Linked DNA regions of Mus musculus: region 2 is linked to region 1. A link is a loop called in an ENCODE intact Hi-C map of the cell type or tissue named here. Cell type or tissue: left cerebral cortex. All regions are shown on one strand. Links, peaks and the distances in the headings refer to the core of each region. The heading gives the core; the rest is flanking DNA.

Region 1 (10,495 bases), core at 1,656-9,655:
TAAATTGCTCCATAGGTCAGGCTGTCTTAGATGCATAACTTACCACAAATTGAATAAATTCATAAAATTTGTCCCTTCCAAAAGCCGTTTGAAAATGTCCATTAATACAGCTTCACAGAGGAAATAATCTGTATTAATAAACATATAATGTGTGCCATATGTCTAGAGTGATTTTGTCAGATATAGGGATAGCTTTTGAACATGTTAATAGTCACTATCCTACATTTGGCAAGAATTAATCATGAAAAATTTAGAGTATGACTCTTAAAACAATCAATTTTGCAAAGGATTATTTTTCATGCCAAATTGTGCTTCATCTAGCTTATATTACTTCTAGCTAGTAAGTACTTCTAATCAGCCACAGCCCAGACAGTCACAACACTTTCCTCAGACTGGATCAGTGAACATTCCCATATTTGCCTTTTTGATTTTATTTTGCAAAGGGTAATGAGATGTCTTTACATTCTATCCCAAAAACATTTCAACGCGGTATTATAATTATTGTTTCTACACTACTATAATTCTCCTAATACCTGGAACTTTTTTCTCTCACATCTGAATCATGATCTGTTGAGCATTTCTCTATTTTTAATTAATTATTTATTTACACACCATATTTTATTCACCCTACCCATTCACTCTTTGACTGTTCCATATCCCATACCTCCTCCCCACCCCCTGTCTCCATGTGGATGTCCCCACCTCTCATTCCACCTGACCTCTAAACTCCCTGGGACCTCCAGTCCGTTGAGTATTTCTTATTCAATATTGAAATGTTCCAATGAAAATCATTGATTCTTGGAGAATTTTATGGGCTTATGTCAAGAAATTTTTTTGTTTTGTTTTGTATTTTTTTGTTGTTGTTGGTTTCTAAACAATAATGGTTTCTTCAATTATACATTCATTTTGTAATGTTGTGGTTTGTTTGTTTGTTTGTTTGTTTGTTTGTTTAAGATAGACTCTTGAAATGTAACTCTGGAGTTCCTGGAACTTGATCTCTGGACATGCCTGTTGTAAATATGACCAAGACTATTCTTTTATTGTTAAAAATTGTTTTCATTATTCTGGGTTTTTTGACTTTCCAGATAAATTTAAGAAGTGCTCTTTCCATGTCTTTGAAGAATTGTGTTGGAATTTTGATGGGGACTGAATTGAATCTGTAGATTGCATTTGATAGGTCATGAGCGTGTTAGATTTCTCCATTTTCTGAGATCTTCAATTTCTTTCTTGAGAGACTTGAAATTATTGTCTTTCACTAGCTTAGTTAGTTACTCCACAATATTTTATATTATTTGTGACAATTAAGCCTGTTTATCATTTGTATAAAGGAAGGCTACCAGTTTACTTGAGTTAATTTAATATCTGGCCACTTTGCTGAAGTTGTTTATCAACTAGAGAAGTTGTCTGGTAGAAATTTTGGCGTCACGTATGTATGCTATCATCTCTCCTGCAAATAGTAATTTTTTTTCTTTGAAAATTTGTATTCTCTTGACCTCTTTTTGTTGTTTTATTGCTCTAGCTAGCACTTTGAGTACTATATTGAATAGATATGTAGAGAGTGGGCATCCTTGTCTTGTCTCTGATTTTAGTGGCATTGCTTCATTTATGTCTCCATTTAATTTGATATCAGCTGTTGGTTTGATGTAAATTGCATTTATTATGTTTAGGTATGTTGAGGGAATCACAATATCTTACCTCAAGCTTTACTTCAGATCAGTAGTGGTAAAAACTTCATGGTATTGGTACAGAGACAGATAAATTGATCAATGGAATAGAACTAAAGACCCCAAAATGCAACCATACAATTATGAACACTTGATCTTTGACAAAGTTGCCAAAAATATGGAAAAAGAAAGCATCTTCAATTAATGGTGCTGGTCTAAATGGCTGTCTCTATGTAGAAAAGTGAAAATAGACCCATGTTTGTCACCTTTCTCAAAGCTCAACTCCGAGTGGATCAAGGACCTCAACATAAAACCAGGTACACTGAGTCTAATAGAAGAGAAAGTGGGAAAGAGCCTTGAACTCATTGGCACTGGGGGAAATTTCCTAAATGGAACTCCAATGGCTCATGCTCTAAGATCAAGAATTGATAAACAGAACCTCATGAAACTGTAAAACTTCTGTAAGGCATAGGACATAGTCAATATGACAAATCAGCAACCTGCAGATTGGAAAAAAAAAACTTCACTAACCCCACATCCAATAGAGGGTTAATATCAAAAATATATAAAGAACTCAAGATGCTACCCACCAATATCCAAACAACCATAAACCTAAACCAAGATTTTAAAACAGAGGAATCTTAAATGGCAGAGAAGCACCTAAAGAAATGTTTGAAGTCCTTAGTGATCAGAGAAATGCAAGTCAAAACGACCTGACCCTGAGATTCCACCTTACAGCAATCAGAGCAGTTAGGTTCACAACCTCAGGTAACAACAGAGGATAGAGAGGTTGTAGAGAAAGAGAAACACCTTCCATTGCTGATGGGATTGAAAACTGGTACAACCACCCTGGAAATCAGTCTGGAGGTTTCTCAGAAAATTAGAAATAGATCTACCTAAAGACCCAACTATACCACACTTGCCCAAAAGATGCCCCACCATGCCACAGGGGCATGCATTCTCCTATATTTATTGTGGCCTTATTTGTGATAGCCAGAAGCTGGAAACAACCCATATATCTGACAACAGAAAAATAGATACAGATAATGTGGTTCATTTACACAATGGAATGGAGTTTTGCAGGCAAATGGATGGAACTATAAAATATCATCCTGAGTAAGATAACTCAGACCCAAAAGGACATGCATGGTGGGTACTCACTAATAAGTTGATATTAGAAAAAAAATTACAGAATACCCAAGATACGGTCTACAGAACTCAAAAAGTCAACAAATGAGGGCAGAAATGAGGACACCTCAGTCCCACTTGGGAGGGAGAAGAAATCAATCACAAGTGGTGAAGAAGGGTGGGACCTGGGAGGGAAAGTGGACAGAAGGGGGCAGGGGACAGGGAAGATGAGGACCTGACTGGGTGAGGGAAATGGCCTGAAGACCTGAGGGTCAGCAAAAATAATAATAATAATAATAATAATAATAATAATAATAATAATAATAATAAATGGAAACAGGCAACCTCAGGAGGTAGGGGGTTGGTGGATTCCCCCAGAATGCACCAGTGACCTCGGAGATGAAAGTTTCTCAGGACTCAATGGGAGGGACCTTAGATGAAATGCCTGACAGTAGGGAGAGGGAACTTATAGAGCCCACTTCCAGCAGAAAGTCAGGACATCAAGTGAGGGATGGGGTTGCCATTCCACAGTCACAACTCTGACCCACCATTGTTCCTGTCTGAATGGATAACAGGTATGGAAATGGAAAGGAGCCTGAGGAAAAGAAGGTCCAGCCACAGATCCAAAGTGGGATCCAGCTCAAGGGAAGGCCCCAAAGCCTGACACTGAAGCTATCATGTGCTTAGAAAAAAAGGAGCCTATCATGACCCTACTCTGGAAGACCCGGCAAGCAGCTGAAAGGGTAAGATGCAGGCATTTGCACCCAACAAAGGGACGGAAACTGCTGAACCCTTCGGTTGAATTAGGGAAAAGCTGAAAGAAGCTGAGGAGGTGGAGGGAGACCCAGTAGGAGGACCAGGAGTCTCAATTAACCTGGACCCCTGAGGTCTCTCAAGACTGGAACCAGGTATAATACAGCATCTGATATGAGGCCCCCAATACATTTACAGTAGAGGACTGCTGAGTCTGTGTTTAGGCAGAGAAGATGCACCTAACTCTCAGGATACTGGAGGTTCCAGGGAGTTTAGAGCTCTGGTTGGGTGGAGGATTGGGGATTGAGGACATCCTCATGGAGACAGGGGCCTTGGGAAAAGGAATGTGATGTGGAACAGTTGGAGGCTGGAAGCAGGGAGCAGAGTGTAAACTCTGGATTGTAAATAAATAAAGAAAAAAGAAAAGAAAAGATAAGAAAAGAAGGAGAGGAGGGGAGGGGAGGGGAGGGGAGGAGAGGGAGAGGGAGAGGGAGAGGGAGAGGGAGAGGGAGAGGGAGAGGGAGAGGGAGGAGAGGGAGAGGGAGGAGAGGAAGAGGGAGGAGAGGGAGAGGGAGAGGGAGAGGGAGAGGGAGAGGGAGAGGGAGAGGGAGAGCGAGAGGGAGAGGGATAGGGAGAGGGGGAGGGGGAGGGGGAGGGAGAGGGAGAGGGGGAGGGGGAGGGGGAGGGAGAGGGGGAGGGGGAGGGGGAGGGGGAGGGGGAGGGGGAGGGGGAGGGGGAGGGGGAGGGGGAGGGGGAGGGAGAGGAGAGGAAAAGAAAGGAAAGAAAAAAAAGAGAAAAACGTCGCCAGGTGGTAGTGTCCCACACCTTTAATCCCAGCACTCAGGAGGCAGAGGCAGGCGAATTACTGGGTTCCAGGCCAGCCTGATCTACAAAGTGAGATCCAGGATAGCCAGGGCTATACAGAGAAACCCTGTCTCAAAAAAAAAAAAAAAAAACAAAACAAAAAACAAAAAAACAACAACAACAAAAAAATTCACTGAGACCACCTCTTCCCCTGGTTGAAGGCATGTGCCACCTAACTGCAGTTACCTTCACAATTGTGTTTATACCTTTGTCTATTACACTGTCAAAAAATTAGTTCAGATTGTTTTTAGATCTATAAAGGCAGTGATGATATCTTCCTCAGAAGATATCGGGCTATTGTTATGAATATGGTCATCATAAATACAAAGGAATTTGGTTAAATTTATAACCATGATTTTTTTATTCATTATTTTATATGATCATAATACCTAATGAAACTGGGTCTATGGGCCTAAATGATTCACTATCATGCCCACGTACAATCTGAAAATTATATTATTGAAATTCTAACCAAGGATGCTAGAATTCACTGTATTATGTAAAAACAATATTTTGACAAGACAAGGTTCTAGAACTCAGTGAATCTTTATTCATTTCACATGTTTTCCCCCCACTCCAGGTAGCAAGTTTTGGAAGTATTTACCAGTTCTCTGGGATTTTCCTCTAGTACATGTGCAACACAATTCAATAGGGACACTTTGTTTACTTGGTTGATAAGATGTTTAATCTATAGGGGAAGATAATTCTATCTACTGAATGTTAGTTCTATAGTGATGTCTTACCCCTGTGTTATATGTCGAATATAATACAATATTTTTTAAGGAGATGCAACACAAGAGCTTTGACATTCACAGGTACAGGGGGACAGAGAGAGACACCTAGCTTTCTTCAATATCAGAGAGATGCTATCTCTGGAAAATAAAATATAGGATAATAGAACAGGGTATTTAATTCCCTTTATTTTTCCATTCATTTGTAGGGATTCATATAGCCACACATTCAATTACCCATTTAATATACATGTTCACAAAACACAGAAAAATTTTCTTCACAGCGTCAACTGAATAATTTTATATTTCATTTTCTTTGTGGAATTCATTGCTTTATATCTGTAGCTATGTAGCAGTTTCTAATTGACCAGATAACTTTTCTTGACAGTACCAAACTTAATTATGCTTTATGGGACTTGGCATGTTTACACTCAGAGGAGTCAGGTGCTCGAAGCTACACACCCATCACTGCTAACTGACCTTTTCATTTTTGTCAATAGGAAAACCAGCCTGGCATCACTTTAAAAGAAGAAAAATAAAACAGTGTTCAAAAGGCAGTTCCCATTACTTTTAGTCTATGAAAACCATTTAACAACAGGAATAAATGACTTTTATCTGAGAAGCCACAAGGAATTAATTGTGCTATCAATATGAGAATGAAAAGCATTTGCCATACACATGTGGTAGTCTGTGTTAATCTTTTAGTTCATCAAAATCAAGGAGTGCGCAAAAGGCAAAGATTGTAACTTTAGCTGCCAAACAGAGTGTGAATCATTTCTCTCAAGATTTTAAATATCCTTTTTTAGCTTGAAGCTATAAAGCTACCGACCTGAATGAAAACAGATTTAGGATGTAACAAGAAGACAAAATTTAACCAGCATATGTTAAAGTGCCTTGCTGAAACAGAACAAAAGTTTCATGAATAAATATTACTAAAGAAAAATAGAACTGTGCAATACTTGTTCATACTGTGTTGGCTAGGCCTTATGCTCTTAAAGGCCATGATAATTCTGCTAGGGTAAAGATGTAGAAATTATCAAAGCATTAAACTGATTAATGAAGGTTTTCTGAAACTTACTGATTAATGCCTTTTTTTTGTAAAAAAAATCTTTAGCTTGAGTCTCTGGTTATGCGCACACATATACGTATGCAGATACACTGAGTTACTTGATTTTTTTTCCACTAGATTGATAATATTACAAAAATCTCACACACACATACATGTGTGTACATATATGTTGGATAACTATAATAAAGGAAAACAGACCATAAAATTAAAAGAGAACAAGATAGCTACATGGGAAGGTCCAAAAGGTGAAAAAGTAGAAAGAAGTTACGTTATAATCTCAAATATGTATGTATATATATATTGCCTTATACCTTATTACAGTACTCAAACGTCATTTGGTATGTGATAATATTTTCACTTGAGAAGATAATAGACTCATATGAATATATATGAAATTAAATCATAACTGTAAAGTAAATATATGATTACATTTTTAATATTACTTAATATAATTTATATTACTTATATATTATATCATGAAATGTTATATATTGTATATTTATTATATATTGCATATTATGTTTTGTATATGTGTTATGTTATATGTTTGATGTCATCTGCTATATATGATGTTATCTGCTATATATGTTATATGACATATATGTCACATGTCACATACCACATTTCACGTCACATATCACATATTATATATTAAGAACATATATTTAGCTACAGTTATGCTTTGATTTCAAGTATATGAGAATATTTGATAATTGAAATATATTTTACATACATCTGTCTATTTGCCTGCATAATAATATCTCACATGGTGAAACAAAGTAAATTCCTGGTTAATCTATGTGTAGAGTTAAAGAAATAAACGCTAAATATAAATAAGGTGGTGATATTAATTTTAGTATTGATTACAAAGTCAATTTAACCACGGTCTAAAATGAAGATGTCATAAAAGACAGGTTGATTGTTTTTACACTTTGTATCCCAGTGATTTTTTTTTTTTTTTATGCAGGAGTTATCCAAGTTAAAAGGTATTCCTGTGGTTCTGGGAGAACAAGCAAACCCACAAGAGGAATAAACATCCTGAATACAGCAAATCACATGCAAGCTAATATAAAAGAAGAGCAGCAGAAAGAGTGTTTTTTTTTTTCAGGTCCCTGAACGCTGCTTCTTAAAAAACAGGTTTCCCCCGACAGTCTCACACACATAAAAATAGCATCCTGACAGTTTCTTCATTGGCTGCTTCTCATTAGTGGTATACTCTATAAATCCAGAAAAGCTCACACAAAGAATTAAATATATTTTATTATATGTTAGTATATATATATATTATTTAAAGATATATATTTAAATATTGTACCGTAATCCAAACTTAATGATTAACCTGATGTTTTTACACAAAGATTTTGAACAAATTCATGAAAAGTCTGGGATACACTGTAAAGAGATATTTTGAACACCAGAAATGATTCTTTGGAAAGTAAATATTTTTTCCAGACATAAAAGTGTAAGAAAATACATTCCTTTTTGTGTCTGTCCACATAGAAATAGCCTGCACAGTGTTATCACGCACTACTCCCTGCACATGTGAATTAGGAAATATAACTTTGATCAGTAGTTCTCAACCTGGCTAATGCTGCAATTCTTCAACACAGTTCATGTTTGGGTGACCCCAACCATGAAATTTTCTTCATAACTCTAATTTTGTTCCTGTTAGGAATTGTAATGTAAATATTTGATATGCAGGACATTTGAAATGCAATCCCTAAGGAAAGGTCCTTCAGCCCCCAAAGGAGATGTGAACCACACGTTCAGCACCTTTGACTTAGAGATAATTAGATGAGCTAAAATAGGCAGTTTTATATGTAATTACTGAAATGAATAAATTGGAGAATAAAGAACCATAAAATATGAAAATTTTTGGCTTGAAGTTTGAGAAGAAGACATAGAAAGCCGTGAAAAATAAAGGATTAACCACACGTTTGTGCATTTGAAATGATTTATCATTAACCCTACATGGGCAAGTAAGGCTAGAAATAATCAACCATATCAAGAGATAAAGAAGAAAATATTGGAAAATGAACACTGCAAAAAACAAAGGTAATCATAAAGAAAGCATTAAATGACTTGAAACCTTCTTTAACTCCTTTAAAAAAATGCCTTTATTGAAATAGAATTACATCACTTTCCTATTCTCTGGAGGAGTTTGTTCTTCATATTGCACATTGTCTTTCAATTCCAATTGTCTTGATGACCTCTCTAAGCTGACAGACCTTTTTAATAAGCTGTTTGTAAAATCCAAACCAAAAATCCCATTAAAATACTTACTTACTCTATTGATATGTGGGAAAGTCACCACTTCTTACACACCTGGAATGTGAAAACCCAATTAACGGAAGAGAAGTCTGGCCTTCCAAGCATATGTCTTCTAAAGAGACAAGTACATTTATGGCAAACTCCACAAACATCGTGAAGAAGTGTAAGCAAGCAAAATTTCTTCAGAGGGAGCTGATTGCTTTATTTTATAAAGTAATCACTGTATCAAAGTCACAGTTTTAATTACTTCAAAATTTCTAATTTGAAGATATTGCACAAGTGTTATAAACTGTGTAGTTAAAAAGTAATCTTACTGAACCAGGGTATATACATATGTATTGTGATTAGATGAACAGGAAAGAACATTTCACCTTGAAGATAGGTAATATCTTAAATATTTAAGAGATAATCATGAGAAGTGGGGTGGCTTACAACAAAAGCTTCTCGTATTTGCCAAACTTCTCCATGTAGTAAGCGAATCCCTGTATTGTTTGTTTGTATGCATATATATTTCTGTTTGTTTTCACACAGAATTCTTCTGCCCCATGACATTGCTCTAAAAACAGAATCTCCCACACACAATTGTCTACCTTCCTGCCATTGCTGACATACAGAACCTTGGTCCACGCCCCATTCTAAATTCCTTTCTTGACTGTGCACCTGAGAGACAGGATTATATGGTTAATAGCCTTGGAGTTAGCTTGTCTACTCTGATCACCAAGTTTTGCCCACCTTTTATTCCAAAATCTGCGGTGACATTTTTACTAGACATGCATGATGATTACCTACCTTGGTTCATATTTTTTCACATGCTGACTAAACATCTTCTGTCAGTATAAATCTCATCACAACATGAAAAGTTCCTAAGAAATTCTACTCTCTACTTAGGTATTTAAGTGAACAATAATATTTTATTTTCAGATATATTGCAATTTCAACACATGTATTAGGTAAGATTGATTAATGCCTTAATGAGTTTGTAACCTTATTAAATATATATACATATATGTGTTTTTGTGTATGCATATATATATATATATATATATATGCTGAATTAAAAGTAATACTAATATGAAACTTACATATCTTATTGAAAGGTCGCTAGTGAGAATTCTTATTGATGTTCTAATAAGTATTATTACACTGTATTATTTACATAATAGGCCAGTTACATGTAGTCCCTCTCTAGTATGACTAGTGATTAAACAGTTCAGCTTGTAGAGATCAGATGAAGCTGACGAAAATGAACTTATTTTGTCTAATTCATTCACAAATGTTAGATAATGTGTTACAATCTGCTACTCTCATTTGGTGGCTTTTGCTCAGTTAGCTTCATTAAAAATATAGATCAGTTTCAAACTGTATAATATTAAGATATCAAAACACCCATTTTCTATTAACCTCCACCAAGAAGTTAATTCTCTTATTATTTTTTGTTAAATATCCATATGTCATTTCAGTGAACACCAAAATTATACAGTGTACAAAACACATTTTTAAAATAAAGATTTCGATTACACTTTACTCTAAAAATACCTTTTAAAAACCTTAAAGCATACTTACTAAAGGTAGTTTGGAGGAAACTAAAACCATAGTTCCTTGGGAGTGGGGAAGATTGTATGCAAAGTTGTCTCTGAAGGAACTTTTAGATAACACAATAAAGTGGAATAATGTAAGGACATCACATATTGAAGAGATAAATGTACAGTGGATAAATGATTTAGAGACTGCGTTTATTTTTCTTTAAGTTTCATCACATTATTGCTGTTTCCTAGTAGAAACTCTAGCATTTTTTAATGAACCAGTTTGAGATAATGGAGCTAACTGTTGCCAGGTCAACATGGAGCTAATTTTCCATTTTCTGGAGGAACAGATGGTGTAGATGGATACAAATCTAGCTTCATGGAGGGAAAAAATGATTTAGTTTGGCAAATTCATTTCAAAAGATATTCTTCATCAGCTATGTCCATTCAGACATTTTGAGAATGTCCTCCCATGGATAAGGATGATTAAGG
Region 2 (10,495 bases), core at 831-8,830, 59 kb after region 1:
GGTTTGTTGTGAAAGAATGGCTAAGTATAGAATCTGAAAGTGTTTAGAGTTTTAGTAGAATTTTGTAAAACTGTTTTAAGTCTGTGGCCATTATACTCTTGACTCTCAGAAGCTGTGGTTACCTCTATTAAATCTTCTCAAAATTAGTCTCTTTACCATTCTGTCACAGATAGAATGATTCACATGGTTCCACAGGGCCTGGGGTGTACCCTTTGAGTACCAGACACTGGAGAACTTGATATTGGTGTAAAAATGCCAGATGCTCAATAGTCACCTGAGCTTTCATTACAAGAGATCAACACAACGTTCTTACCTCAGGATTCCAAAGCACAGAAACTACAGATAAAGGGTGAATGCCAAAGGGAAAGAAGTTTATTGACGAACCTGGAAATGAGGAGTTGGGGTAGATATTCTGAAAGCAATGCAAGGTGCTTCAAATAGAATGGGGGAAACAGTTGGCACAGCTTGTCAGCAGCAGTTTTAGAGTGGATTGCTTTTGTCCAAACGTTCTTTTGTGTTTAAAAAAAATTGCAAAGCTGTGGAGATTATTGGAAGAGCAGCCACGAGCTGCCAATCAGCTCACAGTAAACCATGTGCATTCAAGAACTGTTATAGCTACTGTAAAAATAGTGCCTAGAATGATAAGCCAGAATATGTGAAGAAAACCCTGCTAGAAAATCAAAATGACAATCATTCTAATGACCTTCTCATTGTTCTGTTTGGTCTTGGATGAGAGGTGTGAAATTGGAAAACAGTCTTCAAGTTCTTTATCTGATTTAGTGCCAATATCTAACCCTTTGGCCATGGGTGGATGTACTAAAACAAAAAGTGATTTCTGTCTGATTGTGAGATTTTTGTCACAGCAATACTAGGAAATGGATCAGATATTTTTAGACGAGAAAAAAAAACGAAGGAGTTTTTGTAAATTTGGTAATGAGAGTAACTTGAAGTTCTTTTCAGGTTTCTTCTCTTATTTTTAGAAACCTGAAAATAAGTGTCAAGTGAAAAGGAGGGCCCCAAGAATGTATTAGATTTGATAGAAGAGTAGAATCTGCCAAAGAATGGTTTGCAACTAATGGGAACATGACACTTGGCAAGGGAGCACATTCAACATTAGTATGTGTGAATATGCACAATTACCTACACACACAGAGGCATAACATAAAATAATAAATATAATAATAATAACAACAAAGATATCGAATTACACATTTGGAATTATTGTCTCACAATAAAAATTATTTATAAATCATTAATGATAAATCAGTTAAGCAAATTTGGTACAATGTGAACTGAAGATTCAATAAGGACAAATAGCAAGCAAAATGGATAGGATTAATGGGTATCATTCCTTCTTTAGATTCAAATAACTTCTAAAATCATTGTACTTACGGACACAAGGCACACGACATTAATAAATACAGATTCTTGCGTTCAAGCTGTGGATAGCTTTCAGTTGCTGATGGTTACAAGGTGTCATGTATGTTCATGTTTTTGCATAGTGGTCATGTCACATGTGAGATAAAATATCCTTGGATTCATGACTATCAACCAATATCACCAGAACATTCATTGGAGTGCTGTGAAATACTCTTAGTTGCAATATCAATGGATACTATACCTTCTACAAATTACTGGTTTTAAAATCACACTCTAAATATTCTTAAAAAAAAAGCAACGTTCTACCTGAGAAAAAAGAAATAGTCTCTGCTGCTGGTGACATTTACAAGATAATCAATAAATGCTGCATCCATCTTAATATTAATTCTTCCATTATGCAGTCATGTGTAAATCAATCAATAATTCAGCAGGCTTGTACTTATCTACTAAGACAGGTGACATATATCTTACTTGGTAATTAAAATTCTTTGAAATGAAGTAAAAACAGCACTATTCTTCCCATTGAATGACAGGTAAAAGGAAAACTTGTGTTGTTGTATAATTATTACTTTTAATTTAATCTGATGCTATTTTCAACACAAGTTTAAAGGTCTTGCATTTTCATACCACGACTTACCTTTCTCCTATCTGTCATGCCCTACTTCCTTAAAGATTTTTCTTATTCTTTCTAAAATGTTGGCTTTCCCTCTCAGAAACTGGAGCATATGCTTATTTATTTTAAGATCTCACTCTTCCTTGTCTATCTGTGTGATTATTCTTTCTTTATTGCTTGCAATATTTCTGACAGCATCAGCCAGGAAAACAAATATAGTGTTGATTGAAGGTCACTTTATTGGTTTCATCGGAATCTATATTTCCTGGATCTCAATTGAACAAAATGTCTCTGAATCCCTACTGAAAAGAGCTGTTGTAAATCAACACTTCAAATTATCTGTATTTCAGATATAGGTCATAGGCAAGAGTATAGCAGATATGTCAGGTGAGCAAATTAAAAGATGTAATGTAAAACAAGATAAGGGAAGTTAATTAAGTTGTATTGTATTAGCAATTTTGTTAAATAAAACGATAGCTACCCTTGTCATTACAAAGCAACTGTATTATGATAGATCTATTAATTTCCCTCACTGAAATAACAATTTTATTGACTATCTTATAGCATTGTATTGTAATCTCAAATTCGTGTACTATAATTTATTTTAATTATTTGTATTTTGTGTGCATTTGTCAAGCAATTCAAATTATAGAAATTTTCTTGTAAGAATCTAATGCACTTGTATCTATAAGAAGCTAAAAATCTCTTAATTACTCCCATTTACTAGTAAAATTTAACTTAAAAGTTTACTCAGCAAAAAATAAGATTATTCACTCACTTGATCCATGTTATTCATGATCCAACAACTACTGACAATATATTTTTTCATATACCATAAAATATATCAAGGGAAGAAATGTGAGTATTTAAGTATTTAAATTTCCCAAATACAACTGGAAGAAATAATAAAGAATAAATAGCAATTTAATAAAAGGACAAGATGAAGCTTCCAGCACGTTGTCAATCCCTAAATGTGTCTTTAACATGAAGCACGAGGAGATGGAAATGGAGGAACAATGAGTAATGGGTGGAAGACTGGACACTCTTCATAATTTCCAGTGGTATGCCTGGCCAAATTATGCTGTCTTAAATAGAGTGGGCAATTACTGAATGCATTTTTAGTGCAGTTTGGAAAAATAATATCTGTGCAAGCAGTAACTTGGTTTTATAAAATGATCTAAAAATTTAAAAATTACAACCAAAACATTAGGATATATCAATATTCTAAACATAGAGTAAATTGTTTTCATAAAATCAGTTTTAAAAGACATCAATTGGTGGTGCTTTTTAATGTATGTGCACATACACACACAAGACAGAACTCTATGTTATATAAAACAGTAGCTTAATTTTGGACATATTTCAGTTAATCAATAGTTTATGCATATATTAGGAAAATGAAATAGAATGAGCAGAAATTCTTCATGGCAAATTAAATTAAATTTCTATCATGTAGGAAATTGAAATGTAAATAAGAATAAAGCTCTACAATGAGTTACATAATAAATTTCACAAAATGGTAATAAATATTTATTAAATAAGTTGTTATTAGACGTTATTTAAATATATATTAAATAAAAATTAATGGAGTGATAAATATAGATAACAATTTAATGATAACATGTATAATGTATATAAAAATATCAGCAATTAAAGGAGTCATACTTTTCAAAGAACAGCTCACCAACTGATCAATGGCTACTACTCATCAACTGATCAATGGATAATGAAAATGTGGCACATTTACCAAAAAGAATATTGTTCAACTGAGAGGGAAAAATGATATTATGAAGTTGGCAAGTACATAAATGGGACTGCAAACAGTCATCCTGAGGGAAGAAGTCAACCACCTCCTTTCATTGCGTAGATGGTAGCCTTGACTCTTTCGAATTGTGTTTCATGTGTAACATCCATAGAAGTCAAGGAACTAGAAAGACTTTAAAGGAAAGACATCTCAAAGGAGATGTGACAGAATGCAGCAGTGTAAAGGAGTAAGGCAGGATAACTGAAAGCCAAGGGTCAAATCCCATGACAGCAGTTGTGAACGACAAAGAGGAAATTGTTTTGCTAATCGATATTACATGACAGTTGCATATACCCACCCATGGAAGTTGTGATAACATGACATGTATAGACCTTCCCAAGCCTAATCAAGTTAATCCAAATATACAGAAGTAAGATTGGAATGAATTCTGGAATGAATTCTGACCCATCACCAATAATCAGTTGGTAATAGCTGCTGAGAGAAAACTCAGCTCTCCTTATAGCTGTGGCATCTCATCTGGGAGGTAGGACACACTCTAATAGAAACAACTTGTTCAAGAGTTTAATAGTGGGAGAAGTTGAAAATCAGTAAAAATCAATTCTCTTTACTGATGGGTTGTTTTGATGGATTAGCAACAACCATAAGATGTTTTCACCCGTAGCCATACTTAATGAACCACAGGCAAGTTAAACTTGTCTTTTTCTGAAAGCGAAAAACACAAGTTGTTCACCACAATAATATGTGTTTTGATAGCTAGAGACAGAGATCTTCTCAAAGCAGTAAAGGAAATCCTAAAATATTTCTGTTAGGCAGCTGCATGTTCTCAAATAACACATCCCAACATTAATTTGCATTTGGGATATTTGAAGAGAAACACTAAACTGTACACTACATGATGATTTCTGAAAAAAAAATAGAAAATATTAGCTTTTAAATTGTTCTTATCAGATAAAATGCATTTGGATGCTCCTCTTCCTGGACAACTTACCTAAAACACCCCAGTAAACAGAGATGCTCTTATTATGAAAAGAGGTTTTGTCCATTTGGGTCAGACCAAAGTTCTTGGGATTTATTTTCTATCAAAGGCGGTCTTCTCAGTGATGGCTACAGCAGATGGCCTGTGAGTCTCAGTGAACCACCCACACCTAGCAACTGTTTTCAAAAAGAGATTCTTACCAAAAGGGAATGCACCCCAAACACTGCCTAAGTGTTTTATATGCACCAAAGAAAAATTGAATCCAATAATTGTATTATGCCTCACCATTTTAAATCACAAATCTGTTAGATTGATTTTAGGCACTGAATGCTGTTGCTATTGTTTTGGTTTAAGTAGAAAAAGAGTAAAGAAAATTGCAAATATATTCATCGATGTCAACCTAGGATGTCACTTAGAACAGCCAGGCATCCCTGGTGTCTGGAGGGCTTGCAACTCATTTAGTCAGCTTATGGCAAGAATCAGCTCATATATTATACTTGGGTCCATACATTACAGTAGTCACAAGTAATTCATGATATTCATCTTTACTGACTTTTGTTGGTAGTTGTCCAGAGCAAGAGAACTCATGATGGCATTTGCAGAGCAGAAAGGAAAATGAGAGTCACCTCCACTATCTCCTCCTAGATCTCCTTGTTACCTCCCCCATTCAACTTTAACTTACATCTCATGTTTAAGTTCATGACTTTTGTCTTTAGCTCACATACGAAACATGAAAAGTGTCATATTTGTCACTGTTTGACTTGTTTATTTTACCTGATTTGCTTCAGGATAGCTTGCCTTGCTTTCACGCTCTTTGCAAACACAAGCTTTCCATAGTATTTCTCCTACCCACAAGAGAGTGATTCTGCCCAACTCCTAAACCTTTAACTCTCCAGCTTTTATTATGATCAAAGCCAAACCCAAAAAGTGAGCCTTGTCTAGACATTAATATGCTTGTTGGCTCTGCTTCAAGCTAATATTGCTGTCTGTGTATTTAACAGAATCTCTCCAAATGTGATCAATTGATGATAGAAACCAGGATACAAGATGAGAGAGTGGTACCATGAGCTCCTGCTTCACTAAGCAGAGGCATGCTGCTATCATTTTGTGGGTAAAAATTTTCAAGAAATGGAAAAAAAAGGAATCTGATTTTCTGAAAATCTCAGTTGATTTTTAAATATTTTATCAAAATGAATCACTAATTTACTGCCACAAAAAGAACTTTCTAAGAAATTTCTAAGCAGTTATGAATCAATATGCCTTTCAAAAATTAAATGTTTATCTGATCACTTTATGACAATAATATGAAATTCTAGATGGGAAAATATGACTGCCCCATTTGTCATGTATCCAAATGGTAAGTATGATCTACATTTAACAAAACAATAGTTCATATACTATTATATTGTGATTGTATTACATTCCTAATGGAGAGTGAATGGACAATAAGAAAAGCAACATTTTAGTAAAATCATAGGTATTATGATTTAAAAACACACTTAACAATCTCTCAAGAAATAACAACTTATTGAAAATGAGCAAGGATTTAGATGGAAGCAACACGGGACTTCCATTTGCAGTAATAGGTTGAGATGAAACCAGAAGAATATCCATTATGCACTGAGAACTACAGACTATCATCCAATTTCCACATCTCTAATCAAAAACACCAATTATATCAAACAAAAGAAAGGAAGTTTTCTACAGAAAGTAAATTTTTACAAATCATTTTACATTTACATGAAGAAATCTTTCAATAAAAATATGTTTTTTTTCATTTTAAATTAAAACATTATTTTATCATTTCCCTCTCCAATTTCCTACCTCCAGTCCCCACTGAGTCTCTTCCTTCCAGGATCTCCAATGTTTTCCTTCTCTAATATTCACTGCCTCTTATTTTTTGATGATTCTTGTTACCTACATATGCACAAATATATAAATACAAATGGCTAAGTTCGTTGTGGTTGCTTATGTGTGTTTTAATTCTGACTGAACCAATGTGTATTAGGTAATCAATCTAGGTTCTCACTCCTGGGGAAGAATAATTCTTCTAGTTCCCTCACTAGTTCTTAATTGCCTTTAGCTGTTTGTCCACATGTGAGACTCGCTGACATTTTCTCCCTTCTCCTTTCACATGACTATTGATGTTTCCATTGTTCAAGGTTGATTATGCAGCCATTTCCAGGAGAGAAAGTCTCACAGCAGAATTCTTGCTAGTCTGACTCTTGTAATCCTTTCATTCCTTCATCTGCAGTGTTTCCTGAGCCACAGATGCAGGAGCTGTGCTGCACATATATTCATTGGGGAGGGTTTCGCCACCATTCTCTGGTCTTTGCTTTGTGTCTAGTTGTGTTTTTTCTGAGATGGTTTCCATTTGCTATAGAGAGATTAGCTTCCTTGATGAGGAGTGATAGCTATGCTTGTCTGTATGTATAAGAATGAGATGATGAGGAATGTAGCCAAGAAACAAGTCTGCTCAATCAAACAGTGGTAGCAGAACCTGTTTTAAAATCCTCAGAATTATCTAGTTTCTATTACCAGGCATAATTTCCTTTCTGTTGAATGTGACAAGCTCACTTAAACAGCTGTAGGAGGACCGGCAGCAGTCCTAATTTATCTGGACCCCTGAGATCTTTTGAACACTGGACCAACAAACAGACAGCATACAAAAGCTGATATGAGGCCCCCAACACGCGTACAGTAGAGGACCTCCAGGTCTGTGTTCATTCAGAGATGATGTGCCAAGCCCTCAAGAGACTGGAGGCCCCATGGAGTTTAGAGGTCTGGTAGGGTGAGGGGTGGCGTCATCCACCTGGTGACAGGGTGGGATGGAGAGGAGGTGTGGGACATGGAGCAGTCAGAGGGTGGATGGGGGAGCTGGGGAATGGGATATGGAGTGTAAAAAATTAATTAAAATAAAATAAATTAAAAAACAAAACAAAGCAGAGAGTGCGATTCAATGGCACAGTACTTATGTACCATATTCAAAGCCTAGTACCCAGAGGGAGGAAAAGAACATGCATTAACAGTTCCTTGACACACACACACACGCATATACATATATACACATATGTGTGTGTGTGTGTGTTTTAGTAGCAAATTTTAAAACTTAATATATGTGTTTGAGTAAATGAAGTTGTGAAGTAAACAATGGTGTCCCGAGCATCTTGAAATCCTTGTTACTAGTGATGGATACGTACCAAAAGTAAGTGGAAGGCAAGATTATTTAAATAGAACAAGTATTCAGGGAAAAAAATCAATCATATTCTAGAAAGAGCATAAATTCTCCCATCATAACCCAAGAACTTAGAGCATAAGCTCTATCCAGCAAGTGAAGAAGTTACTAAAGTTGTGTGGTTCTGAGGCTCTTGCAGTATTCCAAGTTTTTCTAATTTTTCTATATTCACTCAGGCATGTTGCTGCCTGCCCAAAATGCGAGCCACACATTCTCAGCAGACAAATTATGCATTGATATCCTTACTGTGATTTCAATGAACCATGGTCAACCATGATCTGAGAATTACGAATGCGAAATCCCGGAGAAAACTTTTAAACTTCATGCTGCCTTTAGTAGCACAGTGACAGGACACATCATCCCACTTATCCTATTTGGTACACGACTCATGCCTGACATAGGATTCAAATCCGTGAGGTCCGCTTGATTGGTTATTACATTAACAGTGCTTAAATCAAGCAACTGTCCCTGAGCAGTAACATTGTCACTTACTTGTCTTCATCACTCATGCAAGTATGAACCAGGTATGACTCAGGTTGGCATCCATGAATAGATGAGATTGAACATGTTCATGGTGGCATGTACAAAGAAGGGCCTTCATTTCATCTGTCAGGCATTTAAATACCTATGGTCAGCATTAGAGATATGAAGAGCAAAGTAAAATATTTTGAGAGAGAAGAGAGTCTATATCCACAAGGCTTTTATTAGAGTATATGCTTATGATTGTTTTATTATTGAAATTATTAATTTTTGCTCCGCTTGAATTGTGCTGAGTAATTTTTTATCATAAGTATTCATATGTAGAAAAATAAAAATAGGACACACAGCCCTCAGCACTATTTATAGCCCCAAGCTTCCACTGAAGGTCTTGAATCACATCCTCCACAAATAATCGAGGATGAGTAAACCTAAAAATGGTAGACAATACCTCTATCTGAGAGATTGCCAGATGAATGTGTGGAAAAAAAAGAAACACGTTTTAAAATAGAGAATAGTAAAATAAGCAGGAAGCTGTGAACTTTAGAAGTGACTCTGTGCATGTGAAATAAAGACCAATATCACAGATGCTCTCTGGAAAGGAATAGGGGAAAGTGGGAAGGGGCAGTAATGTGTTAATAAGATTGAGTTTATTGTTTTAGGTTCTGCCTTAGCTCGGCTGTTTCCTGGAAGCCTGGCCATCAGAGAAGGACCAGCTGCTATGGCAGACTCCTGAAGCAACTGTGGAATAGCAAATAGCTAGACTGCCCCTGAAAAGTGCCAGAGTACGGGGGGAGGGTAACTGTCATGTTCCTAGCTCAAACGATGACAACATTTCTATTTCTTACTATATGAAAGTTAAGTATGTATTACTTGAGTCACTATAATTATAAACTGAGCCCATCTTCATAGCTAAGGAAGTGTTTGGATCTCAAATCCCTGCTGCAAGCAGAGCCCTCAGAATACAAGGGTAGTTAAGCAAGCTTCAAATCCAAGTTGCTCCAAACAGTGGGAGTAAATGCACCCCCAGCTGGCATGGGTGACTGAGAACTGGCATCTGTGGCTTGTAATTCCACCCTTATGGTGTGAAGGAGAATGCAGACAACCATGTTAGGACTATTTTCAATTGATCATTGTCTCTTTTCAGTTGTTTCATTGAGAAACCTTGTAATTAACCTTCACCCAGAGGTTTCAGTTTTGGAAATGGGAATAGCATATTTTTGGCTATGTTGTTTGAGGAGTAGAATGAGATCAATATAGTCAATAAGACTAAAATAGAACAAATGCAAATAGTTCAATGAAATTGGACACATTGACATATGTTAGCATATTCAAGATGTGATTGAAGAAATAAATTAATTTCAGTTTAAAATAATAATGAAAGAGCAAACTAAATGAAAAGCAATCTGCTCAAGGGGAGCAAAATCCCATATAACTTTCTTTTGCCTCACAAAACTTAGGTGACAATAGTGCTCTGAGGTTTCATGCGTTTGTGATTACTGACATCACAATCAGGGGGTCACCTTCTCAAATATCACATTACTCATGTACACTTCTGTAGCGACTGCTGTAATAAGCCTACAACCAGGCAGGTTTCAAAATCGCTCTTCCACAATGTTTGTTGATAAAAACAGAAATAACTCAGTGCCTGTACCAAGTTTTTTGTGGTGATGTATCCATTAAGGAGCAGCGTGGACATGATATGCATAATGGTTCTAAACCTATCTATGTGTACCTTATCTATAGTGCTTTAGCCTTAAGGAATCAAGTGATGAACAGCTAATGTAAAGAAGCTAATACATGCTAAACACAATCTGACGGCCTAGGTAATGACTGTGATGTTACAATAGAGTGCTTAATGATCTCACTCTGAGGGAAACAAGATGCCTATTGATACAGATGGACATTGCCCAACTTTGCAAGTATGGTGACAAGGTCGGGTTCACTTATCTCTTTTCCTTCTCCTTTAAAAAATTTTTTTTGTATATTTTTATTGCATTTTCTCTTGCCCGCCTCTTTTCCAGTTCTGACCTCCTTCCTACCCATGCA

What was found. Peaks named below come from ENCODE experiments on the same cell type or tissue, not always from the same donor. Only the 100,000 strongest peaks of a DNase experiment are listed, where the experiment ranks them.
Region 2: it touches region 1 in a loop (2.3-fold over the local background); 2 of 42 quality-filtered maps call a loop at or near these places.

The regions. Positions count from the first base shown.
Region 1 is chr15:18,679,713-18,690,207 of GRCm38, forward strand. No RefSeq gene overlaps it. Among named protein-coding and RNA genes, the nearest start is that of Cdh10, 130 kb to the right of the region's middle. In left cerebral cortex, for the core only: no CTCF peak of the experiment used is centred there; a DNase peak (open chromatin) is centred at 5,919.
Region 2 is chr15:18,739,584-18,750,078 of GRCm38, forward strand. The region is part of intron 2 of C030047K22Rik (a long non-coding RNA gene); the gene reads right to left. Among named protein-coding and RNA genes, the nearest start is that of Cdh10, 74 kb to the right of the region's middle. In left cerebral cortex, for the core only: no CTCF peak of the experiment used is centred there; a DNase peak (open chromatin) is centred at 4,884; H3K27ac peaks cover 1,008 bases.